Linked DNA regions of Homo sapiens: region 2 is linked to region 1. Evidence: read pairs that join two places in POLR2A ChIA-PET (ENCODE). Cell type or tissue: HepG2. All regions are shown on one strand. Each heading gives the region's core, and the rest is flanking DNA. Links, peaks and the distances in the headings are about the cores only.

Evidence for each region. ChIA-PET counts read pairs that join two places held together with the same protein. Peaks named below come from ENCODE experiments on the same cell type or tissue, not always from the same donor. Only the 100,000 strongest peaks of a DNase experiment are listed, where the experiment ranks them.
Region 2: POLR2A ChIA-PET joins it to region 1 with 5 read pairs; 1 of 35 experiments calls an interaction of 5 or more read pairs at or near these places.

What each region holds. Positions count from the first base shown.
Region 1 is chr7:30,454,094-30,469,245 of GRCh38, reverse strand. NOD1 (nucleotide binding oligomerization domain containing 1) reads left to right here. Exons shown (of 14, transcript NM_006092.4): 2 at 9,205-9,345; 3 at 10,006-10,094; 4 at 12,204-12,525; 5 at 13,935-14,109. The coding sequence starts at 12,325. Among named protein-coding and RNA genes, the nearest start is that of NOD1, 17 kb to the left of the region's middle. In HepG2, for the core only: no CTCF peak of the experiment used is centred there; a DNase peak (open chromatin) is centred at 9,415.
Region 2 is chr7:30,249,498-30,264,649 of GRCh38, reverse strand. All of the region lies in intron 2 of LOC124901607 (a long non-coding RNA gene), which reads right to left. LOC105375218 (a long non-coding RNA gene) reads left to right here. Exons shown (of 4, transcript NR_136267.1): 2 at 957-1,026; 3 at 10,370-10,538. Among named protein-coding and RNA genes, the nearest start is that of ZNRF2, 28 kb to the left of the region's middle. RefSeq lists a cis regulatory region at 9,507-9,520 and an enhancer at 9,442-9,586. In HepG2, for the core only: no CTCF peak of the experiment used is centred there; DNase peaks (open chromatin) are centred at 9,179 and 9,499; H3K4me3 peaks cover 775 bases.

The DNA.
Region 1 (15,152 bases), core at 7,886-10,385:
CTGCTAAATTGTCTCCAGAGTCGGCTGCCTATAGTGTTCTGGCATGGCAGAGGCCCACATGACCGGGCTTGTTTTCCAGGTTAAGTTCCTTAAGAAATTGTAAACCAAGCAAGAAAAACAAACAGACAACAACAGAACACAGATTGTTGTGGATCATGCAGCAGGAAAAGTAGGACACCATTTGAGCTGACCAAGCATATGTGTTCTCCGTGCAGCTCTGTCGAAGCTGTGTAAGGTGTGCTTGGTGCTGGCTCCTGCCAGATGCTGTTGGCATGGCTTCATCCACCCAGCTTGCTGTTGGGTAACTTGCAGAGTGAAGAAGTCTGTTGTTCACGTCATCACCACAACCCTGAACATCCAAGCAGTTCATGTCAACAACTAGAGTATAATTATCTTCTTTACTTGTAAAACTGTGGAGCCTGTGGATTAAATTCACCAAAATGAATCATATTCAAGAGAAGTCATTTCCTAAAGGAGAATTCAGATGTGGTCCCCATTCATGGGTATATGTGTGCCAGTTATGTTGGGGGTTGGTGGAGCCCACTCTAATTGACATTTGCAATCTGGGTTATATCACCTCTGAGGTAGGCAGGTACCTACATGAGGTAGGCAGGGAATGATGGCTTTAACTTAGTTCATTCAATAAATGAATATCAGTTATCTATTCCTATTGTCCAGGATGGTGGTGGGCAGAATGTCTGAGAAGCCCATGTTGTGTATGGCAGGTTGTGACTTTACCAGAGATGGCATTTTCTGGTTAAACTTGGGTGATAGGATGTGTTTTTAACAGAAAGGGAAAAAGAATCTGAACTAGTTTCCTTGGTAATAATAACCATTTGGGTTGGGGAGCTGATACTGGTTAGGAAAATGTGAGGCCCCTTTGACATCATCCATTTGCTGCTGAGAAATCAAAATTAAAACATCACTCGGTGTCAGAATGTTCCAGAAGGCAGTTGAGCTGCTAATGTTTTGAAGTGTTCAGAGGTATGTGTTTTATGAAAAAAAGAGGAAATACAAGACAAAGGAAATGAAACGTTTGGCAACCATTGAGCATTTCTTCAATATGGTATTTCTTGTGGCTCTGGGATTTTAAAAATCCACTTGAAAGCCAGTATTGTTGACTTTTGCTCTGTACTATTTTTGTGGGGACTGATTATTTTTCACTTTATATTCCTTATTTCTAACTAGGCTTAATGGTAATACCCTAAGTTGATGGCCTTCTACTAAATTTAAAACAAAATATAGGCCGGGTGCGGTGGCTCACTCCTGTAATCCTAGCACTTTGGGAGGTCGAGGCAGGTGGATCACCTGAGGTCAGGAGTTCAAGACCAGCCTGGCCAACGTGGTGAAACCCCGTCTCTACTAAAAATACAAAAATTAGCCGGGTGTGGTGGCAGGTGCCTGTAATCCCAGCTACTCAGGAGGCTGAGGCAGGAGAATCACTTGAACCTATGAGGCGGAGGTTGCAGTGAGCCAAGATCACGCCATCGCACTCCAGCCTGGGTGACAAGAGTGAAACTCTGTCTCAAAACAAACAAACAAACAAAAATAACAACAACAACAAAAAAAACTGTTCCCACCCACAATCCCATCAGATTTATTGTGATACTTTCACAAAACAGGAAGAGCTTTTTATTGATTTACAGGTGCACAGAAAGTCTTAACATCTCATCTGAGTTTGTTTGGTCTTAATGAACCATCGTTTAGTTTAATGAAGACCAAGCATTTTCTCTCTAGGGCAGGTGGGCCCTTTGAGTTGAAAGTCATAGTTCCTCAAAACAAGGCAGTCGCTGAGAATGTTGTGCTGGCCTGCCTCAAGATGTCCTGAGATGCCCTAATGAGGAAAAGGCCCTAAAATATTTCAATCATGCAAGTGTATAGCCTTCTTATAAAAAAAAAAACATTACGAATAAAAGTCCTACCCTACTCCTGGTGTCCTCTCCCTTTCCAGAAGTAATTTTCATTCTCACACCGTGTGTCTTCTCACAGGTGGTTTTCTTTGCATTTACATTCACGGGCGTATGCCTATAGAGAACGTGGAGTGCTTTGTGTATTTGGAGGGCAGGGGATGTGGGCAAGCCATATAAATGTTATTATACTCTATATTTCTTTCTGCAACTTACATTTTTCAAGTGACAGGATGTCTTAAGGCTCTTTCTATGTCAGTACATGCAGCTCCACCGTGTTCTTTTTCATCACTGGTCGGCTTGGCTTTTAGGGATACCAACCCAGTAATTCTAACAGAAATGATGGATGTGGTTCTGTGGAGCCAAGTGAGGGGTGGAGTGAGGTGGCAGGACCCAACACAAGTTGGGAGAAGGTGAATGATGTAACCCAAGGACAAATAAAGAAGGTGCATGTCCTGCCTATTTTTCTTCCTAGTAAAGCAGTATCTCCCTATATAGATTACTGCTGAGTCTGAGGTAGACAGGGAATGGTGTTATATTTTATCTTAAATCTTAATTCCATAAATAGTTATAGTATCTGAAAAAGGTTGTAGTGACTTTTCTGTGCTAAGAGGGATCCTTTAATGTAGTGGGCTCAGACAACGAAGGTTTTTTGTTTTGTTTATTTTTTAAGAAACAGGGGTCTCACTTGTCACCCAGGCTGGAGTACAGTGGTGTGATCATAGCTCACTGTAGCCTCGAACTCTGAACTCCTGGGCTCAAGTGATCCTCCTGCCTCGGCCTCCTGAGTCATTAGGACAGTAGGCGTGCACCACCATGCCTGGCTATCAAACAATCAAGGTTGATTTCTTCCTCATATCTTATGTCCTTTGCGAGTTGGCAAGAGCTACTCATTGTGGTTATTTGTGGGCCTGAGCTGATGCAGCTGCCCCCATCTTGTGCTAATCATAGTGCCAGAAGCAAAAAAAAAAAAATTGCACATTGATAAATTAAGCAGTGATGGCTAAAAGCCTCCTACCCAAAGCAACACATTCTGTTTCTGCTCATGTTTCATGAGTTAAAGCCTGTAACTTCAAAGGGGTAGGGAAGTGTAATCCTACCAGGTGTCTAGGAGAAGAACCTGAACTGTTTGATGAACTGAATACTTCTACCACTGTGTTGGTTTTCAAGGAAGGGGTGGGAAAGTCTTTGAAAACTCTCCTGTGACCCATAAAGTTATATCCTAGAAGCCAATCCTTTCTGTGTTCATAAAATCACTGGCCTTTTCCTGTGGCCGCCAAGGTTGCAGAGAGCAGAGCTGTTTGGGAACTCACTTCAAGAAGTGGTCAGAGCTTGAGGAGGGAGGGTCAGGACAGGAGCAGAGGCAGATGGCATGGCACTGGGCCAGGTTCCATATGACCTGGGTGCCAGCAAAGCTGGCCTTGGTTTTGCTTATGCTTGTATTTGTTACCAACCTATATAGCAAGTATCACAGTAGAAAAACTTACAGAATGGCCTGACTACACAGAGCTCACTGTTGAAAAACGCTGGGTTGTAACTCTAAGATAGCATCTGCTACATTGCTAAAGAATGTTTTATAACAGGGCTTAGATCTGTTAGGAATCTTAGCTGCTACTGTTGCAACACCAATTTATGGAAAGCTGTGTTATTTATTTTGAAATATAAACATGAAAAAAAAAAAGAGCGAATAATGATTCCCAACAATTGGGTGCCTGAAGAAAGAGTGAAATCATGAGGCCAGTGTTGATGATGGGAAATGACTTTCTTGAGGTTTCTGTTCTCAATCTGGCCCCATCAGTTGGGATGGAGTCTAGTCTTGTCTGCTCATGCTGGGAGGAAGGCGCTCATAGTCACAATGGAGCAGGGAAACCTCTGCTGGGTGATTCTGCACAGCATGAAGCTCCTGCTAAATGGATCATGTTTGCTAGTGTTTTTTAGGCTGCAGAGAACAGGGGCACACTGAGGCTATGTTCATGGGGGTTTATTATAAAGATACACAAAATAAGGGAAGCCGTGGCTGGTGGCCTCAGCTGTGGGCAGCCAAACCCACACCTCCTGTGGGTTTTTGGGACTCAGCATCTCTCTAAATGTCTCAAATTCAAACTCCCTGAGAGAGGAGCTCTAACTGGGTCTCCCTGTCACCTGCCATTACAGAGGGCTGCAGGGGAGCAGACACGTCTGTGATCATGCTGGCTGGAGCCCAAGGAAGCCCTTGAGAGCCACGGCACCCCCCTGTCTCTCTCTGCTCATTTCTGCTTCCACACATTCACCATACTTGTGATTCCTTGTTCTGTGTCTGTCTGTCCTGCCCAGTTGTAAACTCTGTGAGGGCAGGGAGCTACTTGACCTCTGTGTGCCTCAGTTTCCTCATGTGTAAATTGGCGGTAACAATGACCCCTGGCACCTAGGGTTGTTGCAAGGATTGAGATAACAGAAATTAGTAAATGATTCGCTCATTACTGAGTGCCAGCCCTGGCCTAGGCATTTTGTGCATATTAACTCACTTAATCCTTACAGCAACATTTTGAGGTGGAACTCTTACCTTGAGGCAATCACGGCACAGAAAGGCTGGCTAACTTGCTAACAAGTGATGGTCCTTATAATCAGTGATCTTATAATAAAGTCCCATGAACAGACATAAACTGAGAGTGCCCCTGTTCCCCACAGCCTAAAATCACCAGCAAACATGGTCCATTTAGCAGGAACTTCCCTCTAATTTGCTCATGAGTCAGAATTTGAACACTGCTGTCTCTAGAGATCCCAGACACCACAGATTTCACCCTTATGTTGTCCTGCCTCTCACCATGTGTATAAAGCCTTAACATCCATGCTGATGCCCTAGTACAACACTTGGTGTTAGCTATTATCAGACTAGGCCCTGCTGGGGCCCTTGCACGTTGCAGGGCCGGACATGAGGAAGTGCTCAGTGGATCTCTGTAGAAGGAATGAACAGCTGCAACCTCATGGAGTTGTCCCACCACTCTCTGCCCCTGCCCACCCCCTTGCAGCTATCCCACGGGTCACGCTGATGGTAGAGCACTGTCATGTGCCTCGCAGCTGGCAGAGGCTGCTGGGCAAGGTGTCCAGGTTTGCTTTAGCAGTTCAGGCAGGCATGGCCGGGCCGAGGAAAGGGAGACCATTTGCCATTATCTTTGAGCCTCCCTTTGGCACGTGGAATTTCTCAGATGCAGAGCTTTAAAGCAGCAGAGTGGCAGGTGAGTTCTTACCCTTCTTTATAAGAGAAAAACCAGGGAAAGCAAAACATTCTGCTTTCTAGAAGCCAAGTCATCCAGAAGCCAGCTTCTGCAGCTCCAAAGAGGGCCTTAGCAGTTACAAAGAAACACAAGATAACGGTAAGAGAACAACAAAAACATGGTGTAATGCCAAACATGCAAAAAGTCAGTGTGGGCGCAAATGCATGCAGAGAAAAGCTGAAAGGAAGTGCTCCAAAATGAGAATAGTGGTTATTGCATGTGGATAATAGGGAACTTAATTTATTCCTCTAATTTTTTTTTTTGCATTTCCCAAGTTTTCTACAGTGAGCAGGTATTGTTTTATACTTACAGAAAAAGTTATTAAAACATAGAAAGGTACATGTGGAGAACATCTTTATAAAATGTTTTTTTTTTTTTAATCTTAGCATCTCAGTTATAAGAAATGCACATCTCCGCTCAAGGTCCCCTGGGACAGTGCAAGGAAAGAAAGAAGCCTGCGGTGAAAGTGACACTGAGTGAGTGTGTATCTGTGGTTTCTCTGGGGCCACCCCAGGATTCAGGGACAGAGTCCTGGTTGCTCTCCAGGAGGTGAGACTCCTTTCTAGGTCAATCATTTCCTGAGGGGTCCTGGTGACCTCACGAGATATTAATATAATATAGTTCGGTTAGTACCCATTTCTGTTTCCCAGCTTATGAACACTTCCTGTTGCTCATCATTTTTGTTTTTGTCTTGGGATCATTTTTTTTCTACCTGAAAAACTCTATTTAGTGTTCATTTTAGTGCAGATACGGTAGCAACAAAGTCTCAGTTTTTGTCTGGAAAAACTTTATTTTGCCTTTCCTTAAAAGAAAATCAATTTCATGGAAGTGTAATTTCATACAATAACATTCACAGATTTCAAGCATATGGGTTGCTGACTTTTGACAAGTCGTATGTATCTATATGTATATTCATATATATACATACACACACATATGTGACTGTATACAAGGGAGAGAGCAAGCATGCAATCAAGACACAGAACATTTCTATCTCCCCAGAAATTTTCCTTATTCCTCTTTGCAGTCAATTTCTCCCCCACTCCCATCTGCCCCCTGCCTCAGGAAACCATTGATCTGATTTCTAGATCAGATTTTCAGAATCATATGCATGAAATCTTTTTTTTTTTTTTTTTGAGATGGAGTCTCACTCTGTCACCCAGGCTGGAGTGCAATGGTACGATCTTGGCTCGCTGCAACCTCCGCCTCCCGGATTCAACCAATTCTCCTGCCTCAGCCTCCCTAGTAGCTGGGATTACAGGTGTGCACCACGATGCCCTGCTAATTTTTGTATTTTTCGTGGAGACAGGGTTTCACAATGTTGGCCAGGCTGGTCTCGAACTCCTGGCCTCAAGTGATCCACCTGCCTTGGCCTCCCAAAGTGCTAGGATTACAAGCGTGAGCCACTGCACCCAGCCCTAAGTACTCTTTTGAGTCTGGCTTCTCTCACTCAGTGTAGTATCTGTGACACTCATTCATGATGGATTCTTGTTTCATTGGCATTTATTGTTGAATTGTGTTCTACTGTATGAATATGCTATACTTTGTCAATCCATTCACCAGCAGTTGTCCTCTGTGTGAGCTACAAGTTATTCTATTATAGCCAGGACTGGAAGTCCCTTGTTTAAAAAGAAAAAACAGCAAAAAAAAAAAAAAAACCCATCAGAACCCCTGATTCTTTTCAAAAGGCGGGTTTCTAGAAGGGGAAGTTACTAAATAGAAAGTTTTCAGAGTCTGTTGACACATATTGTGTCAAAGGACTTTCCAGAGACTTCCACAGATTTACATTTCCACCAGTGGTATAGGAGAGTCCTGACTCACCAAACATCAACAGCATTTTTGTATCTTACTCTCTATCTTTGCAAGGATGCAAAGCTGCAAAATTGTATGCAGCAGTGAAGAGAATTTTACATTGAGTATAAACCAGTAGGTCCAGTGTGTATTTTCTTCCTGAGTTTGCAGAATTTTCAGTGACCTCACGTCTTTAACCTCTGTCTCACTGAGTTGCCGATGAAACTGATCTGAAAAGCCAATTAAGATCATTCCTGGCCAGGCACGGTGGCTCACACCTGTAATCCCAGCACTTTGGGAGGCCGAGGTGGGTGGATCACGAGGTCAGGAGATCAAGACCATCCTGGCTAACACGGTGAAACCGCGTCCCTACTAAAAATACAAAAAATTAGCTGGGCATGGTGGCAGGTGCCTGTAGTCCCAGCTACTTGGGAGGCTGAGGCAGGAGAATGGCGTGAACCCGGGAGGCGGAGCTTGCAGTGGGCCAAGATTGTGCCACTGCACTCCCGCCTGGGTGACAGAGCGAGACTCCGTCTCAACAACAACAACAACAACAACAAAGATCATTCCTGGCATCAGTATTTCAAATGGAAGGGCAGCAGGCAGGAACTCTGATGTCTCAACACCCTAGCTTTTAGTGATTGCCCTGGAGTGGCACTGTCCACTTGAGTAGCCCCTGGCCGCATGTGGCTCTTGAGCACTGGAAATGTGGTTGATCCAAACTGAGATGTGCGATTAAAACACATGCCAGGTTTCCAAGCCATAGTATGAAGAAAAAGAATGTAAACTATCTCATTAATAAATTTTTTGTTGATGGGCTGGGTGCAGTGGCTCACACCTGTAATCCCAGCACTTTGGGAGGCTGAGGTGGGAGGATCACTTGAGGCCAGGAGTTCAAGACCAGCCTGGGCAATATGATGAAACCCTGTCTCTACTAAAAATACAAAAAGTAGCCAGGCATGGGGGTGTGCACCTGTAATCCCAGCTACTTAGGAGGCGGAGGCAGGAGAATTGCTTGAACCTGGGAGGCGGAGGCTGCAGTGAGCCGAGATTGCGCCACCGCACTCCAGCCTGGGCGACAGAGTGAGTGAGACTTCATCTCAAAAAATAATAATAAATAAATTTTGTATGGATGACATACTGAAATATTTTGAGTGTATTAGAATTAAAATATATCATTGAAATTAATTTCACCTGTCCATTTTTACTTTTATTAGTGTGGCTATTAGAAAGTTTTAAATTACTAGGAAAGCTGTGTCATATTTCAATTCAACAGAGCTGCTCTATGGTCTCCTTTTTCCCTTTGAAGATCCGCCATCCTGCAATCCCTGCTTCCTTTTCACCAGAGCAGCTTCCCTGAATCTTCTCCTGGAGGCTCTGCAGACCTTTTCTTTAGTTTGGAAGATCACATTGCAGGAGGGGACTTGGGCACTGGTTTCTGTGAGGAGCCCGGAGTGGTGAATTGCCCCTGGGATTCCCTTACCCTGGAAACTAACCCTCTCTGAGGGCAGAAAGCTAGAAAGAAGAGCGGTTGAGAGGAAATGCCTGTGCAACCCCCAGCTCCCTTCGGGGCTCCCTCACTGCCCACAGGCTCTACCCCCACCTGCCTTTGCCTCAGGAGATGGCTTTTGGTGGTGGACTCACCCTCCTCCGATCTCCTCTGCTTCATTTTTCCACTTGGTGATCCATCTTTTGTTCTGCGGTGTGTCCTGTTTTCTGGCTGCCTCCATTAGCTTGGTTTTTTCCTTTGGGTATCCCTGGAGCTGTCTTACCAGGATCTCCAACTTCAGTCCCCATTGGTCTGCACCACTGGCCTGGGAAAGCTCCACCCAGGAGAGCAGACCCAGCTCCCAGATACCTGGCCCCAGCCCAATCTCCGTCCTCTCTTTGCCTGGAAGAGAGGACCAGACCGTCTTCATCAACTGGACCCACCCTTTACCAAGCAAAGAAAGGAAAGGATTGCCCCCCAGGGCCAGCAGATCTCTGGCTGTCTGGTGTTTCTGGTAATAAGTGCCCATGAACTTCGAATTGATCTCCAGTCTCCCATGGTATGGTTTTGGTCTACCCTTAGATTCTGTTTACCAAGGCAGAGTTCAGTTTCTCTGCTTTCCCTTCCAACATCCATACCTTGTTAAGTTCTTGCTGAATTGAGCTAACTCTGCACACCTGATTAAATCTTCAGCCAGGGCTCTGGACATTATAAAGCAGCCTCCTTGCCAGATGGCTGTCATATAATATATTGCTTTATTTAGGTGATTGTAAGTCAGGAGACTTTCCTTCGGTTTCTGCCTTTGATGGCAAGAGGTGGAGATTGTGGCGGCGATTACAGAAAACATCTGGGAAGACAAGTTGCTGTTTTTATGGGAATCGCAGGCTTGGAAGAGACAGAAGCAGTGAGTAAAACGGGCCCCTCGTGGTAGGCGGGCAAAGGTCGGGAAAGGAGGGATGAAGGAAGCTGTGCAACACCCCTTCCCAGCTTTCTAAAGAATGGAGCATGGCATTGCAAAATGCTGAATCACAAAGTGAGAAGTGACTTCTTTCCAGTTTTCTCTCAGCCTTGTGATGATCTTAAAGAGAAAGTCTCAATTCTGTGCTACTGTGTCTTTAACATCTCTCAAATGCTTCCGAGAGAAAACAGGCCCCAACCCTGGAGCCTTTCCAGGCAGCAGGACTAGCTGGAATACAGTAACATTGTGGTATTTCTGGTGAATTAATTTTTGTGTTACTTTCTATGTATTGCAAAGGATATTTTTTTTCTGTTTCTAATGGTGACATTACATTCCTTTAAAATTATTAGAGTTTTCAAAACTCAATTGAAAGCAAAAGGTTAAGCAAATAAAGGACAGGTGTGACTCAATTATGGCAAGAACAACAAAAAAGTGACTATGGTGGGGACGTTGAACATTTAGAAAACACTGTCCTAAAAGAAGAAGGTACAGAGAGTAGTCTGATACCTGGGAGTACTAGATTTTAAAATTATTCTCTTGCCAATTTTATTCATTCATTCACCATGTGCCACAATAATTTTTTTAAGTCTTTCTTTGATTTTGCAGATTCCAGAAATAAATTGGAAATTGAAGATTTAAACAATGTTGTTTTAAAATATTCTAACTTCAAAGAATGATGCCAGAAACTTAAAAAGGTATTATTAACTGCTAATTTAAATTTAATATTGTCAGCTGGTATGCTTTAAATGAACCGATTTTCTAAAGCTAAGGATCCTAAAGTGGGTCATAGAATTGACTGCCATGGAAAATAGCCGGGTGTGGTGGCTCACACCTGTAATCCAAGCACTTTGGGAGGCCGAGGTGGGCAGATCACTTGAGGTCAGGAGTTCAAGACCAGCTTGGCCAACGTGGTGAAACCCTGTCTCTACTAAAAATACAAAAATTAGCTGGGCATGGTGGCACCCGCCTGTAGTTCTAGCTACTCGGGTGGCTGATGCAGGAGAATTGCTTGAGCTCAGGAGGCAGATGTTGCAGTGAGCCGAGATTGTGCCACTGCACTCCAGCCTGAGCCACACAGTGGGACTCTGTCAAAAAAAAAAAAAAAAGAAAAGGCTGGATTAGTATTTAATAACTTTTATTGGAACAATAACTAATATTTTCATACCTTTAAATTTTTTTGGTGAGGATCTCTTGCCCTTCTGTTGCTGATAATTTTAAATTTTACTCTTTCCTGCTCTATCATTTGGATTCTAAAAAGAAAGCTATTGTGTGGGGTCTGGCATTTGATAGGTTAAAAAAAGAAAACATAGAAGCATGTCAAAGAGCAGGAGACTCATGTGCCACTTGGTGGAAAAAAAATTGAGAACCACTGGACCTGAATGTTAACAGATGTGGCTTGTGAAACATATTAATGATGTGGATAGTGTTAAAAGATCTATGAGCTTTTTTTTGAACTACAAAAAAACCTTTTTTTTACTCTCTCTCTGAAATGCATGAGTTTTCCTGCCTAGACAAACGACAAAGTGGCCAATTCCAGGCCTTTCCACTTCCAAGATCATTTTACACACGCAAGTATTCCTGGACAAGAAGAGGCTGAAGGATCTTCTGTGGGATTTTTTTAAAAAATTATTATTTTTTGCTGTTATTGTTACAAGGAAGGTAGTGAGTGCAATTTTGGGATAACTCAGATGAACCCAAATGTTTTTTAATGCCCAAATAAAATAGCCTGGGTCCCTGTTCCTACCCAGACAAGAAACTCAGCACTTGTACCAGGTTTTCAAGGGTTTCCAGAGAGATACCTCTCTTGGGAATCTAATCCCAGGAACTCTGTGCCGGCTCTCCCTCTTCCTCCTGCCCCTCTGCCCTCCCTCTGTCCCACTTCATGCCACATGGGCTATTGCTTTTCCCTCCTTTCCCAGGGTGCTTGTGTATAACAGACTTTGCTGAAGGTCAAGGACACGGGGGAAGAGGTTATAGCACAACCCAAAATGGGCAACAGTGACTGAGACATCACCGTCCGCAGGTTCCTTGCCTCTGGCTACCACAGGAGACTTCATGCTGCTGTCTCTCTTCTCAGGCTATTTTGTGCTGAGACCGTCTCCCACCAAACCCCACAGGTCTTTCTTTCTCAGTTCTGGGCCTGTTCCCTGCTTGGGGAATGCAGAAACCTCCAAGCCCTGTTAACCTTATTATGTAAAATAAACACCTTTCCATCTCTATCCCAGTATAGGATCAAAGCACACTTTTGCTTTATAGTAATAATAAAGATGTTTTGATTTAAAAATAAAAAAGAGTTGGCTATCTCTGGTCACCTACCCTAGAGATGTAACCCTCAAGTGCAAACAATTAAATTATGATTTTTTTTCTTTAATGCATCTAAGATAAAAGTTTTTTTAGAGACAGGGCCTTGCTCTGTCACCCAGGCTGGAGTGCAGTGGTGTGATCATCGTTCACTGCAGCCTTGAACTCTTGTGCTCATGTGATCCTCCTGCCTTAGCCTCCCCAATAGCTGGGACTACAGGTGCGCCACCATGCCTGGCTAATTTTTTTTATTTTTGTAGAGATGGGTGTCTCACTATGTTGCACAGGTTGGTCTCAAACTACTGGCCTTACTTCAAGCTATCTACCCATCTCAGCCTCCCAAAGCGCTGGGATTACAGTCATGAGCCAACTTGCCTGGCCAGATAAAGGTCTTAAGCATGGTTCCTTCCTGCTCTAGGTAGAGAAACCCCACAACCAGTGGGAGGTGGGGTGAGCTCTTTCTGTAGCTTTTGCTTTGCTGATGATGTCATTGATCTCTTCAGGGGCTGCGCAGAGTAGCAGGGGCCCTGGAGGGCGCGGCCTGAATCCTGATTGCCCTTCTGCTGAGAGGACACACGCAGCTGAAGATGAATTTGGGAAAAGTAGCCGCTTGCTACTTTAACTATGGAAGAGCAGGGCCACAGTGAGATGGAAATAATCCCATCAGAGTCTCACCCCCACATTCAATTACTGAAAAGCAATCGGGAACTTCTGGTCACTCACATCCGCAATACTCAGTGTCTGGTGGACAACTTGCTGAAGAATGACTACTTCTCGGCCGAAGATGCGGAGATTGTGTGTGCCTGCCCCACCCAGCCTGACAAGGTGCCCCGGGGACAGGGACGGGCATGGCATTGTGTGGACCCCGGGAGCTAGAAGAGGCCTCTCCCTGCTGATCTGAGTGAAGAGCGTGGGAGTTTAGTCCAGCGGGCAGGGCTGCATTTTGGGGTACTAATAGCACACAAATGCCTGGGTTAGCAGGTTGCACAGTCAGGTATTTTACTTCTGTGTTTGTGTCTGGAGCAAACCCTGACATCTCAGTTCTCATTGCTGTGTGTATTGGTTCCCAGACACTTCATTTTTAGATCCCCTTTAAATTAGGAGGGAAAAAGAACATAAGCATAAGAGCATCCCCAGCAGCGATGTTCATTCAGTGCCTCTGAAGGCTGGAGGGCTGCTTGTTGCTGGGTGAGACTCGGAGGGGAACCGACTCAGGGTCAGGAATGATGACATCCCACGGTGGGTCCACAGTGAAGAATCTTCCCCGCTCCACTGTGGGACGCCTTAACAGCCCTTACTTCCACTTACGCTTTGCGTTATCTCCTGAAAAATAAAATGGAGACCACAAATTCCTTCTTGGTTAGAGGAATGACACAACTCATTTATGACATGACCCCGCTGGGACTCAGAAGAGACCAGGACGGTTTCTGGGGGAAGCAGTAGCACACTCGTGTGCTTTGTTCTCTTCTCTTGATTTGTTTTCCCACATTTTTAACAAGAAAAAAAGCCGTTTTTAATATATGGCCTATCGCCCTCCTACTGTGTGGCCCAGGTGCCTACCTCATTATGCCCAAGGGGTGGTTCTCACCTCTCCACTCTCATTCCTGCACAGCAGTTGTGTCAGGTTAAGAGGGACAAGGAGAAGGCTGGGCACCGTGGCTCACGCCTGTAATCCCAGCACTTTGGGAGGCCGAGGCAGGCAGATCACCTAAGGTCAGGAGTTTGAGACCAGCCTGGCCAACATGGGGAAAACCCGTCTCTAATAAAAACACAAAAATTAGTCGGGCATGGTGGTGGGTGCCTGTAATCCCAGCCACTTGGGAGGCTGAGGAAAGAGAATTCCTTGAACCTGGGAGGTGGAGGTTGCAGTGAGCCAAGATTGTGCCATTGCACTCCAGCCCTCCAGCCTGGGTGACAGAGCAAGACTCTGTCTCAAAAAAGAAAAAAAAAAAAAAGAGGTAGAGAAGTCCATGGCTATTTGTCTGTCCTTTTTATTTTTAGGCTCATGGAAGCCTCCTGGTTTCTTAGAGCTGAGTGGTTTTATTTCTTGCTCAGGAGGTCATTTCACAGATTTTCGGGCTCCAATATGTTGACTGTCACAGCAGCTGGGGGGATGGCATAGCTACCGGCTGTACTAAGAACTCAGAGCCCTGCCCTGAGCCTGCCTGAGGGTCCTTATGGTAGGAGGATGCCCCTCATGCCAGCCCGTGCCCTCATGCTTGTGTCACCTCCAGGTCCGCAAAATTCTGGACCTGGTACAGAGCAAGGGCGAGGAGGTGTCCGAGTTCTTCCTCTACTTGCTCCAGCAACTCGCAGATGCCTACGTGGACCTCAGGCCTTGGCTGCTGGAGATCGGCTTCTCCCCTTCCCTGCTCACTCAGAGCAAAGTCGTGGTCAACACTGACCCAGGTAGGAGTCAGCCCCAGCAAGACCGCAGGCACCAGTGCAAGCAGGGCCCTGGGGGGTTTGGTAATGGCTGGGCCAGCCCTGAGTGCCACCTCAGGAAGCAGGCCCAGGTGCTATTTTGATTTTAGAAAGGAACAGCTGAATCCTGTCTCCCAAGTGCAGCCCAGGTGGCTGCGATTGAACTGCCCACACCTCGATGGTCTGGTTTATAGAGGGGCCTTTGGAAGTATGGGAATGGCCTGTGTTCTGACCCCTTGCTTTCTTCCTATTCTGACATATGTAGACATTTTAATGGTTGCACAAATTCAAGGTTGTATTTTTTTTTCTTTTAAAAAAATCTTTAGCTGGACATGGTAGCACACACCTGTAGTTCCAGCTACTCAGGAGGCTGAGGCAAGAGGACTGCTTGAGCCCCAGAGTCTAAGGCTGCAGCGAGCTATGATTGTGCCCCTACACTCCAGCCTGGGTGACAGAGTGAGACCCTGTCTCTAAAAAAGGAAAGAAAAAAATTAAAAAGCCTTGCCAGGTTTGATTCTAGGCAAAGTATTCTGTCACCGTTGAGTGCCAGTCCTTATTTCCAAACTAATGGAAGACCCCATCAGTTAACTGATTAGTTCAATAAGTATTTTTTGCTGTATCCACCACATGCCAAGACCCTACACTGTGCTGGATGTCAGGGAGACAGTGGTGAGCAGACACAGACAGGGTTCCTGCCCTCAGGGAGCTTCAAGTCAGCTGGAAGAGACCACCAGTCAGCAATCTCAAAAATGTGTCAGGACAGCGGCAGTCCAAGGCATGTGAGAACATATCATTAGGGCCAGGATCTGCTCTGGGGCAGGAGTCTTCTTTCCCTGCTTTTGAACTCTCCACTTTGAGACAGCTGTTGGTAACATACCAGCACCAAGGACCTAAGTCCTGCCTTTTAAAGAATCCAATATGTTGTTGGAAACAGAAGCACAAGACAGGTGTGTGCTTAGGGGAAACAAGGCCAGCCGGCAGAGTGTCAGTGCTAGGCTCCAGCTTCCACAGCCCCTGCAGGTGCCTGC
Region 2 (15,152 bases), core at 8,051-10,550, 200 kb after region 1:
GGGATTCAAACAGATACTCCTACACCCATTTCATAGCAGCACTATTGTCAATAGCTAAAGGGTGGTAACAACCCAACCAACAAGTGCATGGATTTTTAAAATGTAGTATATACATAAAATTGGGTATCATTCAGCCTTTAAAAGGAACGAAAATTCTTTTACATAAATAAAGGATGTATGTGATTTTAATATATATCACAACATTGGTGAACATTGAAGACATTGTGCTTGGTGAAATAAACCAGACACTGAAGAGCAAATATTGCATAACGCAGCTTATAGAATAGACAAATCCATAGAGACAGAAAGTAGAATCGAGGTTGTAAGGCACTTGGGGAGGGAGGAATGGGGAGTTATTATTTCATGGATACAGAGTTTCTGTTTGGGATGATGAAAATGGATAGTGGTGACTATTGCACAACATTGTGAATATACTTAATGTCACTGAATTGTAGACGTAAAAATAGTTGAGGCTGGGTGCAGTGGCTCATGCCTATAATCTCAACACTTTGGGAGGCCAGGGCGGGAGGAGTGCTTGGGTCCAGGAGGTTGAGACCAGCCTAGGCAACATAGTGAGACTCCACCTCTGTTAAAAACAAACAACTAACTAAAAATAGTTAAAATGGTAAAGCGTATGTTATTTTACCACAATAAAAAGGGGAGAAAAGATCTGCGATCTGAAAATCATATATACATATATATGTGTATATATATGAAATTCATGCTTCTTATTAAAAGTTAAAATAGTTGGTAAGTAACATATTCACTGTTAACAGTTTAAACTGCTAGTCAATGTGTGCATGCTTAGTTTGTTGTTGCTATTATTTTGGGGTTTTGCAAATGAGATCAATAGCATGTCCTGATATCTCTCTGTTCCTGTACATATGTAGCTATAAGGTTTAGTACTAGAATACTTAGAGAAAGAAAATCTTATTTTTTTTTCTTTCTGTGTTTAGGAATATTACAGCAAATGAGTCTTCTTTGGTGGTCCAGCCACACCAGCCCTTATACTTCACAGCGTGAGTGGTATGTTAATTGGTGATAAACCCAGAATGATAGTCACGGTAGCAAAGGAGTTGTGGAAGTTAAAGCAGATGTCCCAACCTTCTCCTGAGGATACCTTTAGTGTAGTGTAAAGTGGTGATAGTTTGAGTTGGGAAAGAAAGACCCAGGAGTGGTAGGGGAGGGGAGACGTAAAGAGAAGGGAAGGGAAGGTGAGGCTGGCACTGAAGAGAAACTACTTCTGTTTCTCTCCTTCATTGAGAATTCTGTCTCCAGCCAGGAAGTCAGAGCACAGATGGGAGGTGGGGCATGGAAGCAGTGTTTGTCTTGGATGATAAAGAGGTAAGTTTTGGGTTAACAATTTGCTCAAAGTTGATCCATTAGCTAACATTTGCTATCTCCGGGCAAGGGAACTAGATGGCTGGATGCTGAAGTAAGACTTTATACCATGTGCCTTTTACTTTTGAATTTTGTACCATTTGACTTCACTAAGCCAAATGTTATGAGAGTTTCCCAAGCTAAGGACTTAGAACTGTGTTTTTCATTGTCTGATATAGAGCATAACAGTAGATCTAAACTCAGGGACATTCCCAAGGATCCGAGACATGGAGGGATCCCAACAGATTACTGGGTCTACACGTTGCCTCTAGCCATGGCCCTAACTGTATAGACAAAAAAAAGCAACACATCATGTTAGTTCAACATGTCAGCTCTGCAACAGGCTGCCTGGATTCAAGCTCTGGCCTTGCTGGTCATTAGCCTTGTTACTTTGGGCAAGTTATTTAATCTTTCTGTGACTCAATTTCCACAGTTATAAGTAAGGGATGATTATAATAGTAATAATATTAAGAGCCTAGTACATAAAAGTGTTGCTATTATTGTTGTTGTCGTTGTTATTTTTACTGTCAACGTACCTCAGTAATTGGGGAAAGGGCTCTAGCTTCCTAGTGCTGTATCTTTCCCACCATGCTGCTAATAATACTAATAATAATAATAGCTAACATCTAATGAGCACTTACCATGTTCCAGACACAATCCTGAATTACTTTGCATACATTCACATTGAATCTTTCTTTTCTTTTTTTTTTTTTTCTGAGGCAGAGTCTGGCTCTATCACCCAGGCTGGAGGGCAGTGACGTGAACACGGCTCACTGCAGCATCGACCTCCTGAACTCAAGCGATCCTCCCACCTCAGCCTCCTGAGTAGCTGGGACCACAGGTGCACACTACCAGGCCTGGCTTTTTTTTTTTTTTTTTTTTTTGTAGCAACAGTCTCACTTTATTGCCTAGGCTGGTCTTGACCTCCTGGGCTCAAGCGATCCTCCTGCCTCAGCCTCCCAAAGTGCTGGAATTATAGGCAAGAGACACCACTCCCAGCTCCTCATTGAACCTTCTCCTCATTGAGTCCCATGGAGTAGGAACTATTATTACTTTCATTTTAGAAATGACAAAGCTGAGACTTAGAGAGATGCAGTAACTTGCCCAGAGTCACAGTGCTACTAAGTGGAGGAGTCAGGAATTGAAATCAGATACAGCACCTGAACTTCAACATTGTATTAACAACTCGACAAGCAGAATTGTCAGTTCTCTTAACAAAAAGCAGTTCAAAACGGTCCTCCTCCCCAACCCACTGCAGTTTCCTCTGTATTTCCCCACGCAGTTCCACCATGACATTTTCTACAATTAGCAATAGGAATTGAGTCACTTACTGTTCTTTTTAAAACTGAAAACATCATTATTTTGCTAAATGCTAATAATTATTAAAGCTCTCTATTCTCTCAACTCGGTAGCACAAGCACACCAACCCCACTAAAACCCAAAGCACAAAACGTTCAGGTCAAACTTTTTTTTTTTTTTTTTTTCCGAGACAGAGTCTCGCTTTGTCATCCAGGCTGGAGTGCAGTGGCGCGATCTTGGCTCACTGCAACCTCCACCTCCTGGGTTCACGTGATTCTCCTGCCTCAGCCTCCCGAGTAGTTGGGACTACAGGTGCCCGCCACCACGCCTGGCTGATTTTTTGTATTTTTAGTGGAGACGTGGTTTCACTGTGTTAGCCAGGATGGTCTCAATCTCCTGACCTCATGATCCACCTGCCTCGGCCTCCCAAAGTGCTGGGATTACAGGCACGAGCCACCGCGCCCAGCCAAACTCTTTAGTGTTAAAAAGTTTGGTTATATTATCAAGGATTGGTGTTTTCTAATGAAGACACACCTTCCATAAAGGAGGGTGTTACAGACTGAGTGTTTGTATCCCCCTCACATTTCTAGGTGGAAGTCTTCACCCCCAATGTGATGGTATTGGGAGGTGGGCCTCTGGGAGGTCATTAGGTTTAGATGAGATCTTGAGGGAGGCCCCCATGATGGGATCACTGTTCTTGAGATGGCAGCTTGCTCTCTCCCCACCAAGTGAGGACACAGCAAAAAGGTGGCTGTCTAGAGGCTGTGATGTTGGCCCTCACCAGGAACTGAATCAGCCAGCATCTTGATCTCAGACTTCTCAGCCTCCAGAACTATAAAGAAACACATTTCTGTTGTTTCATCCAGCCAGTCTATGGTATTTTGGTATAGCAGCCCAAGTAGACTAAAACAGAGGGGCTCCCTGAAGATAAAATTCTTTTTTTTTTTTTTTTTTTGAGATGGAGTCTCGCTCTGTTGCCCAGGCTGGAATGCAGTGGCACAATCTTGGCTCACTGCAAGCTCCGCCTCCCATGTTCAAGCAATTCTCTCACCTCAGACTCCCAAGTAGCTGGGAGTACAGGCGTGTGCCACCATGCCCAGCTAATTATTGTATTTTTAGTAGAGATGGGGTTTCACCATGTTGGCCAGGCTGGTCTCGAACTCCTGACTTCAAGTGATCCACCCACCTCAGTCTCCCAAAGTGCTGGGATTATGGGTATGAGCCACCACACCTGGCCAAAATTCTTTGATATTTAAGGAAAACTTGATTTTTTATAAAAATAGCAAAGAGCCAGGCAGTGTAGCAATAAGGGAGTGAGGCAAATGGCCTGCCTCTACCATTTCACATCATGCAGCAGGACACAGCTGAGGACACCAACTCCCTCAAGTGGTGCAGATATTTCCAGAGAGCTCAGTTATAACTAAAAGTGCTGGTGACAGCACAGTCACAGTTCATATCACTCTATCATGTCTTCTGTGTGAAACCCATAATGGATGTCATAGATCCTGCCACAGTCGTGATCCACTCCAGGGGATTTGAGGGTGACAGCTGTTTTGGAGGCATGGGAGAACCTGAGTATTGGACATCTGTTGCAAAGAGAAAAAGTGACTACACAGGGATGACCAACTTGTAGAGGCTTCCCTGCCCAGAGTTTCTAGAGACATATGCTGAGTGGTGTTTACTGCTCATTAGCTCAGATACCTCTGAGAGATTCTGCCTAAACTACTATAAATCTCTTATTTGAGCAGCAAGTAGATAGCCATGAATATGCATGAGGAGAAAAGAAATGCTGGTGTGTGTTTCTGAAAATAAAGATCAGCAAAAGGCCAAAAAGTTCAAAATGTATCCACATGTCCACCAGAGCATGGCTGACAAATATGCCAAACACACCTCTTCCTGGGCCCTTGGCAGACATCAGTAATCAGTCATTGTAGATATCACCGCTGAGGCTGTCTGTGACTGCAGAAATTCTTCCAGATCAGGACTCCAGGGAGCCACTAACCATCCTTCAGACTTGACTCTCCTACAAAAGTTTTGCCAACCTTGGCCTAGTTTCACCAATTAGGGACACCATACTAAGTATTTTTAGCTGTATTCTCTCCTCTTCCTCCTGCCACCTTGCCTCAAGTTCCAACTCTCTTTTCTCAGGGAACCCTTTATACGCTTCACTCTTTGTGACCTTCCATGGTCCAAAATAACCTCAAAGATAAACTTGCCCAAGAGGCACTGTCACAGTTAGGGATGACATTAAGTACAGGCATACCTCAGAGACATTGCAGGTTTGATTCCAGACCCCCAAAACAAAGTGAATAATGTCATAAAGCGAGTCACACTTTTTTTGGTTTTCCAGTGCATATAAAAATTATGTTTACACTATACTGTAGTCTGAAGTGTGCAATAGCATTATGTCTGAAACAGATATGCTTTAGTTTAAAAGTACTTTATTGCTAAAAAATGCTAACAATCTGAGCCTTCAGCGAGTCTTAATCTTTTTGCTGGTGGAAGGTCTTGCCTCACTTTTGATGGCTGTTGACTGATCAGAGTAGTGGTGCTGAAAGTTGGGTGACTGTGGCAATTTCTTAAAATAAGACAATAATGGACTTATTGATGAACTCTTTCATAAAATATTTCTCTGTAGCATGCAATGCTGTTTGATAGCATTTTACTTACCCACAGTAGAACTTCTTTCAAAATTGGGAGTCAATCCTCTCCAACCCTGCCACTGCTTTATCAACTAAGTTGATGAAGCATTCTAAATTTTTTGTTGTGATTCCAACAATGTTCACAGCATGTTCACCAAGAGTAGATTCCATCTCAAGAAACCACTTTCTTTACTCATCCATAAGAAGCAACTCCTCATTCATTGAAGTTTGGTCATGAGACTGCAGCAATCCAGTCACATCTCCAGGCTCCATTTATAATTCTAGTTATCTTGCTATTTCCACCATATCTGCAGTGACTTCTTCCACTAAAGTCTTGAACTCCTCAAAGTCATTCATGAGGGTTGGAATCAACTTCTTCCAAATTCCTCTTAATGTTGATATTTTGGCCTCCTCCCATGAATCAAAAATGTTCTTAATGGCATCTAGAATGGTGAATCCTTTCTAGAAGATTTTCAATTTACTTTATCCAAACCCATTGAAGGAATCACTACCTATGGTAGCTATAATCATATAAAATGTATTTCTTATATAATAACATTTGAAAGTCAAAATTACTCCTTGATCCATAGATTTGCAGAATGGATGTTGTGTGAGCAGACAGGAAAATAACATTAATCTCCCTGTACATCTCCATCAGAGCTTTTGGGTGACTAGGTACATCATCAATGAGCAATCATGTTTTGCAAGGAATCTTTTTTTTTTTCTGAGCTGTAAGTCTCAACAGTGGGCATAAACTATTCACTAATCCATGCTGTAAACGGATGTGCTGTCATCCAGGCTTTGTTGTTCCATTTCTAGAGCACAGGCAGAGTAGATTTAGCATAATTCTTAAGGGCCTTGGGATTTTTGTAATGGTAAATGAACATTGGCTTCAATTTAAAGTCACCAGCTGCATTAACCCCTAACAAAAGAGTCCTTTGAAGGCTGACTTGAAGCCAGGCCTTGAGTTCTCTTCTCTAGCTATGGAAGTTCTAGATGGCATCTTCTTTCAATAGAAGGCTGTTTTACCTACACTGACAATCTGTTGTTTAGTGTAGCCACCTTCATCAACTGTCTTGGGCTAGGTCTTCTGGATAACTTGCTGCAATTTCTACATCAGCATTTGCTACTTTACCTTGCACTTCCATGTCATGGAGGCAACTTCTTTCCTTAAACCTCATGAACCAACCTCTGCTAGCTTCCACCTTTTCTTCTGCAACTTTTTCACTTCTCTCTGTCTTCAAAGAATGGAAGAGAGATAGGGCCTTGCTCTGGACAAGGCATTGGCTTAGGGAAATATTGTGACTGGCTTGATTTTCTATCCAGATCAGTCAAACTTTCTCTATATCAACAATAAGACTCTTTTGCTTTCTTATCATTCATGTGTTCACTGGAGTAGCACTTTCAATTTCCTTCAATAACTTTTCCTTTGCATTCACAACTTGGCCAACTGTTTTGTGCAAGAGGCCTTGCTTTCAGCCCATCTTGGCCTCCCACATACCTCCCACTAAGCTTAATAATTTCTCCCTTTTGATTGATAGCGAGAGATGTGGCGGGGCATGGTGGCTTACGCCTGTAATCCCAACATTTTGGGAGGCCAAGGTGGGTGGATCACTTGAGGTCAGGAGTTCAAGACCAGCCTGGCCAACATGGTGAAACCCTGTCTCTACTAAAAATACAAAAATTAGCTGGATGTGGTGGCACATGCCTGTAGTCCCAGCTACTTGGGAGGCTGAGACAGGAGAATTGCTTGAACCTGGGAGGTGGAGGTTGCAGTGAGCCGAGATTGCACCACTGCACTACAGCCTGGGCCTCAGAACAAGACTCCATCTCAAAAAAAAAAAAAAAAAAAAGAAAGAAAAAAGAAGATGAGATGTGTTCCTCTTCCTTTACTTGAATATTTAAAGGCCATTGTATGGTTATTAATTGTCCTAATTTCAATATTGTTGGGTCTCAGGAAATAGGGAGGGCCAAGGTAAGGGAGAGATGGAGGAACAGGCAGTCAGGGGAGCAGTTAGCACACATACATTTATTAAGTTCTCCATCTTATATGGCTCCCCAAAACAATAAAACAGTAACGTCAAAAATCACTAATCGGCCAGGTGTGGTGGCTTATGCCTGTTAATCCCAGCACTTTGGGAGGCTGAGGCGGGTGGATCACCTGAGGTCGGGAGTTTGAGACCAGCCTGACCAACATGGAGAAACCCTGTCTCTACTAAAAATACAAAACTAGCCAGGCATGGTGGCACATGCCTGTAATCTCAGCTACTCGGGAGGCTGAGGCAGGAGAATTGCTTGAGCCCGGGAGGCAGAGGTTGTTGCGAGCCAAGATCACGCCATTGCACTCCAGCCTGGGCAACAAAAGCGAAACTCCATCTCAAAAAAAAAAAAAAAAAAAAAGAAAAGAAAAAGAAAAAAATCACTGATCATAGTTCACCATAACAAATGTAATAATGAAAAAGTTTGAAGTATTGTGAGAATTACCAAAATGTGACACAAAGACATGAAATGAACACAAGCTGTTGGAAAAATGGCACCAATAGACTTGCCTGATGCCAGGTTGCCACAAACCTTCAATTTGTATATATAAAAAAAAAAGTAGTAAGCAGTATCTAGGATGTGCAATAAAGCGAAATGCAATAAAACAAGGTATGCCTGTATATCGAACAACTGGTTCAGCCCAGGTGTTGATCAATGAGAATTGTTCTCTGCCTATAAACAGCCATGAAGACAGCCATGCACACAGAGCGCGTTACCTTGGAGAAGCATGGCGCCAGCCAGAGAGTTGGCATTTGCAGGCAGCATTCGGAAGATATGCTTATACTCGATAAAAACAGAACTGTCTGTAAATGCTAAAGGACTTTTGAGTTAGTGCAACTGCTTCTTCCGGATTCATGACTCCACGCTGACAGTGCCCAGCACGTGCCTTGTCCTTAAGAAAGGCATGGGCCAGGGTGTGCTCTCCTGGCCCATGAGGACACCTTGGTTCTCACCCCTCCCCAATTTCAACCCTCTGGACTCTACAACTAAGGCTTCTTCAGTTTGGTCCATTTTTTTGTACTAAAATATACCCTCCAAAAAGTGATTATTTGGAGGCTCGTGCAATTTGTTTTTGGCATGTAGGGTCAACAAGGGCTATTCTTCATCCCTGTTGATTGGAAAGAAAAACAATAAAGGAAAAGTGTCCAGCCAGCCAATGATGATTATATATGCCTCTTGAACGAAATGTGGGTATCTTAGAACTGTTCCCAATGTGTGTTCCTGGATCTTCTGCCTATATTCAATCCCCAGGTTTGATTCCAGGACACCCCCATGAGACCTACAGAATGGGAACCTTTAGCTAAAAAGACCAGTACTCTACTTTTTGAAATAAAGTTCGCAAACTTGAGGCTTAGGAGCATTTGGTCATTCTGCCCAAAGACTTGGCCTTTCCTTGAACAGATTTCTTAACAATGAAATCTTGAAAATTCAAAACATTAGCTTTCTTGGTCACCTTCATAGTGGAATTTAATCACAGACAAAACAGATATGAGATAAAGAAGTAAATACTGGCCCAAATGTCACTGAATACAAGGCTGATTGCTGGTTACAGTCCTGGAGGACAAACAATTCGTTTGCTTCTGTGTCATTCAGTCCAGTCAACATTGATTATTCCTATTTATAGAAAATCAAGGGTAGATGATACCACAGAAGAGATCATCGAGGATGTTTCAGTCTGATCTCTGGAATGCACTCAAGGTCACTGTGTGACTCAGGGACTTGGTCTCACTTTGTCCCTGGCTTTGGCCCCTCTTCAGACTCTCACCAACTCAGCAGATAGGAAGGCGTCATGGATGAAAGAGTCCTGTTCATCCCAGATCTATTTACAGAATTAGGCTAGTGAGGTTAAAAACTATGGACTTTGGGCTCAGACAAACCAAGTTCAAATTCAGACTTTGATGGTTAACAATTGGGGACCTTGACCAAGTGGTTTGTCTTCTTTGAGCTTCAGATTGCCCTTATTTTAAATGGCTATAACACTTCCAACCTCATAGAATTCCTAAGAGGATTGAATAAAATGATGTACATGGAAGCATCAAACACAGTTCCTAGCACGCAGTGTACCCTTAGTAAATGTTAGTGCAATTCTAGTTAAGAAGCTGAGTAAACTTCCAACACTTAGCATTACCTCTTCTAGCCAAAGTAAGTTAATCATTGACTGTCAAAACCAGGTCACAGAAGATCTAGGAAACAATAACAGGGTTGTCCTTCAGCTCAGTGTTTTAAAGCAGACTTTGAAATTTTATGACAAGTATGCATTATGGACATAAAAAAAAAAAAACAATTTCACACCGAAAAATAGGAAGCACATTATCTCAGAAGAAAGAACAACTGACAATATGCACACTCACACACTCACACACAGACACACAGACACATGCACCACATTATCTTTATTTTTCTCATTGGCTACAGATCAGACCGGATTAGACTTGGTCCTGTGGGGAGGCACTGTTCTAGAAGTAACACCGAATCTGTCTTCTCCGGCTATAGAACACCAGGAGTCAGGGCATCTAGCAACCTTCCATGGGACCCAGCAAAAGAGGCATCACAAACTGCTGGCAAGCCTGCATCTCCATACTGCCCAGAGGCCAGACATCTCCATGGAACTGACAGGGCAGCAGTCACAAATTCTAACCACCCCGTGCTAGATTTCTCTAGGCATGTGGAGAGCCAGGTGCTCTTTCCATTTCGCATGTGAAAAAACTAAGACATAAAGAGGTTAAAGGATTTTTCTAATTAACATTGATTCAGTGGTGAAAATAGGACAAGAAAGCACATTTTAAAGCTGGGGCCATTGTTCAAAGATTTGAGGGCAATGTACCCAGCCACCTATCCACTCTGCAGGCAAGACAAACAGAACAAGTAGGGCAACTATAAATCTGCTGGCATCAATCGGCACAACAAAAATAGCACTACTAGTGCCTTTTTTATTCCCAAGAAAATGTGTCCTCTATAGCCAATTATTTAAAGAAAAGTTCACATGTGAGTGATTTTTTTTTTTTTAGATATAAACATGAAGGCCAGGTGCGGCGGCTTACACCCGTAATCCCAGCACTTTGGGAAGAGTGAAGTGGAGGAAGAGGTACATTCAACTACAGAGGAGGAAACTGAGGCCCAGAGGGGAAAAGTGACTTGATTGACAAAAATTGGATTCTGGTCTTTGTTCTGCCAAAGGTTCGTTGTGAGATGGGAACAAGTTTCAGCCTTACGGTCTCAATTTAATGTTTAAACCATTGTGCTTCACATTCTAAGGACTGCTGTCACCAACAGGCTTGCTCAAATGCAAAGCAAAATGCTTTGAATTCATGTGAAGAAAGCTTTTGTAGTGAGTCAAAGCCTTATTGTTGACAAACAGTTATAGGACAAGCTACATTTGGGAGTGATGATATTTTCTGCTGCTAGTGTCTGTCCTTCAGGAGTCAGGTGAGCACTGCAGGTAGAGATAAGAGACAAGTTTCACCTGCTCAAAAATGTCTCTTTCCCCCATCGACATGTGCCAGGGCCTGCAATTCCTACCATCTGTCTCATCTTTGGGTTAAGACAGTGCTTTCATTCATTTGTTCATCCATGTATTTAACCAACGGTTATTAACCTGAGCCCCTGCTGTGTACCAGGCAGGTACCAGGTGTACGGTGGCACAGTGCCTTCATGAAATCTGTCATCTACTGAGGGAGATGTTTGTACTTTCTGCTAAGATCTATGACGGAAAAGAGAATAGCAGAGGGCTCAGTTGGGGAAAGAGACTTGGAAGCTGTTGCTGAAGGGCGGAAAGGAGTTAACAGAGTGCTGAGTGGAGGAGAAGATTTCTGGGCAGTGGCAGCAGCATTGGCTAGAGGCCAAGGCTGAGGGCAGTGAAGAGCCTGGTGAATTCCAGGAACTGCCCTTGAGGCTGAAACAAAGAATGTGAGAAGGTTAGTTGTTGTAGGAAATAAATTGGAGACTTTACCAGGGTTGGTATCTGCAGAAAGTAAATTTTTACCATAAGAATGTTGCCTTGAGTATGATATATGCAGCCACTGGCTAACTTGGCAGGAATGATTGCCTCAAGTTGGCTGGTCTCAGTAGGCAAGTGACAAAGGGTAGATCTGAGGTGGGCAGAAGGAGAAGGGAGGGAACACTGGGAAGGAGCTCCACCCCACCCAGAGGGCCTAGGTCTGGGGTGAAGACTGGTGCAGCAAGGAGTGGGAAGCCTGTTGGGGTGTGAGCCCCACACTGACATGGCTGAGTCACTTCCTAGACGGGGACTTACTGAGGCTGTCTAAGCAACCACACACTCCATGGGGCCTGGTTCTGAAATGGAAGTATAGCCGTGGCGTCTTGAAGCTGACCAGGGAGGTAGTCTAGTCCAAGTTGCTCATTTTACAGGTTATGACTCTATGACCTAATTCAAGTGAAGTGAAAGCCACAGCTGGTTGTGTTGAGCTTTGAAGACTGTTCCCTGACTCTCATGCACCATGCCATCTCATCATTGATCGTGAGCATCTCCATGTAGTTGGAATTAGCTCTCAGGGGCAACTGGGTCATATATGGAGATAGTAGATGCCCAAGAAACACTTGTCAAAATAATATATTTCTCCATATCAGTTTCCTTTAGTTTCTTTTAAAGTGTATACAGATTGAAGACTGAACCAGACCACTATAGTCCCACACTCATACAAACTTGTGATTCATCAACATTCTTCCCAGAAATTGCCATTTTACCAGTGTAAAAACAATATTTTAGATGGAGAATATTTAAGAACATGAAGTACACAAAATGCATCATTCTACCCATCAAAGAAATTGACTAGGATCTGAAACAGGTTTCTAAAACATTAATAAACTATAGGCATTGAGATCTACAGTATGTTCGTTTAAGGGGTGGGAGAAAAATTGGAGCTAGGTGAAGGGGCAAATAATGAATTATTTCACTTCTAGGAGAGATTATATTGAAGAAAAACCTAAAATCAGTATTTTTAACATCATAACAACACAGATAATAGATAACAAGTGGATGATAGGAATTAGTAAAATTCTGGCTCTGAACATGTCCTTTTAGAAGTATAAAGAACACCAGAATGTATTAACATACAGTGTGTGCGTGCGTGTGTGCGTGTGTGTGTGTCTGCATGCGCTCCTGACACATGAGAACAGTGCTGTTTCCATGGCAACGGGGGAAAGTGTGTCTTGCTATGAAGCAATCTTCCTGGATTCAGACACATTTATAAAGATCATGCGCTGGAAGCTGTGAGGGATATATTTGATTCTACTATTCTTTAAATGAGTTAGGCTGTTGTTCCTGCCTCCCCCAGCCATTCTCCTATGCTGGACCTCCAAACTGAGCTTCGAGTACATTCTTTCAATTGTTTCCCCCCATCCAGCCTAGTGACAACCTCCATCACTGTACCATCTACTGTATCCCTTGGGGTTTCTCAAACCTGGCAGTAGGCTATGACAAAGATCCCCCATTGTCATTGCTCCTGAAGCACTGACTCTGTGTGTGTGTGTGTGTGTGTGTGTGTGTGTGTGTATGTGTGTGTGTGTTTTGTAGTAGTTCTTTCTTTCTTCCAAATGTACCTCTAGGAGATAAGTCCTATTCTTATCTCCAGTTTACAGACAGGGGAACTGAAGCTTAGAGAGGCCAGGTAACATCTCCATGGTCACACAACTAGTAAGTGGTAGAAGGGAAATCTGGACCAAGTGGCCTGATTTAGGGCCTATGCTCTTCACTCAGCAGGAGGAGGAGGAGGAGGAGAGGAAGGAAGCAATAGCATAGAGTTTTAAAATGTGAGAAATTTGACTTTATATCCAAGGCTTTTATAGTAGTGGTCCTTGGTCTGTAATGTCTGGCTTCCTTTTGAGACAGCTAAAAAATAAGAGTTTTCATTTTCAGCCCTCTATTTTTATTCTTGGACTTGAGGTTCACAAACCTTTCCCTTTCTTCTGATCCCATTTTTGAGTGTAGACAAAGTTCAGTATAATAGTAAATGTTCCTTTGCCTTAAGTGAGCAAGTTGATTTCTGAGGCTCTGCCCAGACAGCAGTGATTGTGCCTGGGCTTTCTCTCAAAGACATGTAATGTGATTTCTAGCAGTGGCTTCTGATTGAACTTTTATTATTTTTAATAATTCTCACAAATAATTATAATGTGGTATACTTATTTCATTCTCTTGCCTATTAGTGGCTAGAACTTCCAGAAATAGTGATCCTGATTAATAAGAATGCCTCAACTATTAGGCAAAAACCACAATTACTTTTGTACCAACCTAATATTTAATCGTATTTTGAAGAGGCTAAGCTTAGGCCTTTATCCACAGTAGTTTCCTCATAGGAAACTTTCATCATATACTTTCTTAATCAGGAATCTGATAATGGCTGCACAATTAGCCACCAGGCAAGCAGGAAGGTACAGACCTTCTAAGTGATCTCCTAATACTCAGAACTTAATCCAATGCCAGAGTCCACTTTTAAAAGTCAGCTCCATTGAGGAGAATGCTCCCTTAATATAAAACCATCAATCCTGTAGCTGTTTAGAAAGCCAGATCTTCATTCAGCTGTGAACATTAATGATGGTGTGCACCTCAATAAAGAACACTGTCAGGCTGAATTAAAAGACTATAAACTGGGTGTACAAAGGAGAATGAGACAGTAGCAGAGTGCTGGCACATAGGAGTCAAGCAGTAAATATTGTTGATGCTCATCTTCTGCCCACACCCACCCATGATAAAAGAACAAATGATGATCCACCGAGTCTTAGCAGCAAAACACTTCCTGTGCTATATAGAGAAGGTAAAAAACACCAAGCCCACGACAACTGCCTAGGTACAACTCATCTTCCTTTAGAGTGATGCTAATCAAGTTCATCTGGCCACTTTGTTCTCCACATTAGCATCTAATAGATGAAGCCTAGAAGAAAAAAGCCATTTTTCTTAGGATTCTTATAATCACAAAGTGTCTGTAGTCATAGGGATCAGGAATGGTTAATTAATACTTGCATTATCTTGCTTCCTTTTCTCCCATTATTTATATTTCCCAATGGAGTAAAACAGGGTTCAGCTTGGAAAACAAAGAAGCAATGGTTCTTAAAATACTGTTAACTCTGTCTGTGGAATGTACTCACAGCACAATCACAAGGGCAAAGTTATAAATGATGTGGCTTTGTTAGTGAGGCTTGCTTTATTTTTGTGAATGCATTGAATTTAATGAAACAAGGAACAACAACAGGAATGTATTATGTTTTCTAGTTTTCTTATTGACATGCTTTCTGTTGGGTCTAAGTATAGTTCTTTCCTAACTAGCACTAATTTTCAGTATTCTAAGTCACCATGCATGAAATCCTATGTTCTGTTCCTCTGTTATGAAAATGGTTTTCTTAAGTCTAGGTTTTTTGAAACTCCAGGTTTCAGTTGATTTAATGACTTGGTAGTCTTGCAATGTGGCTCTACATTCAAAACACCCACAGAATCTGACCACTTCTTACTACCTTCAACACTGCCCAGCCCGAGCCAGCATTATCTCTTCCCTAGATCACTGCATTGGCTCTGACCTGCCTCCACCCTTGCCACATTAGAGTTCATCTCAAAATAGCATTCAGAGTGGTTCTTTAAACACAAAAACAAGAAAAGGCCATTCCTCTGCTCAGAGCCCTGCCAGGGCGCTCCATTTCACTCAGAGTCTTCACAGTGACATGGGGGCCTGCCATGACTGGGTCCTCACCATGCTGTGATCACATCTCTATTGCTGTCTCTTCCTCATTCACAGTTCTGGCCATGTTACCCTCTTGCCGTTCTTTCAACATGCTGGGCACTGC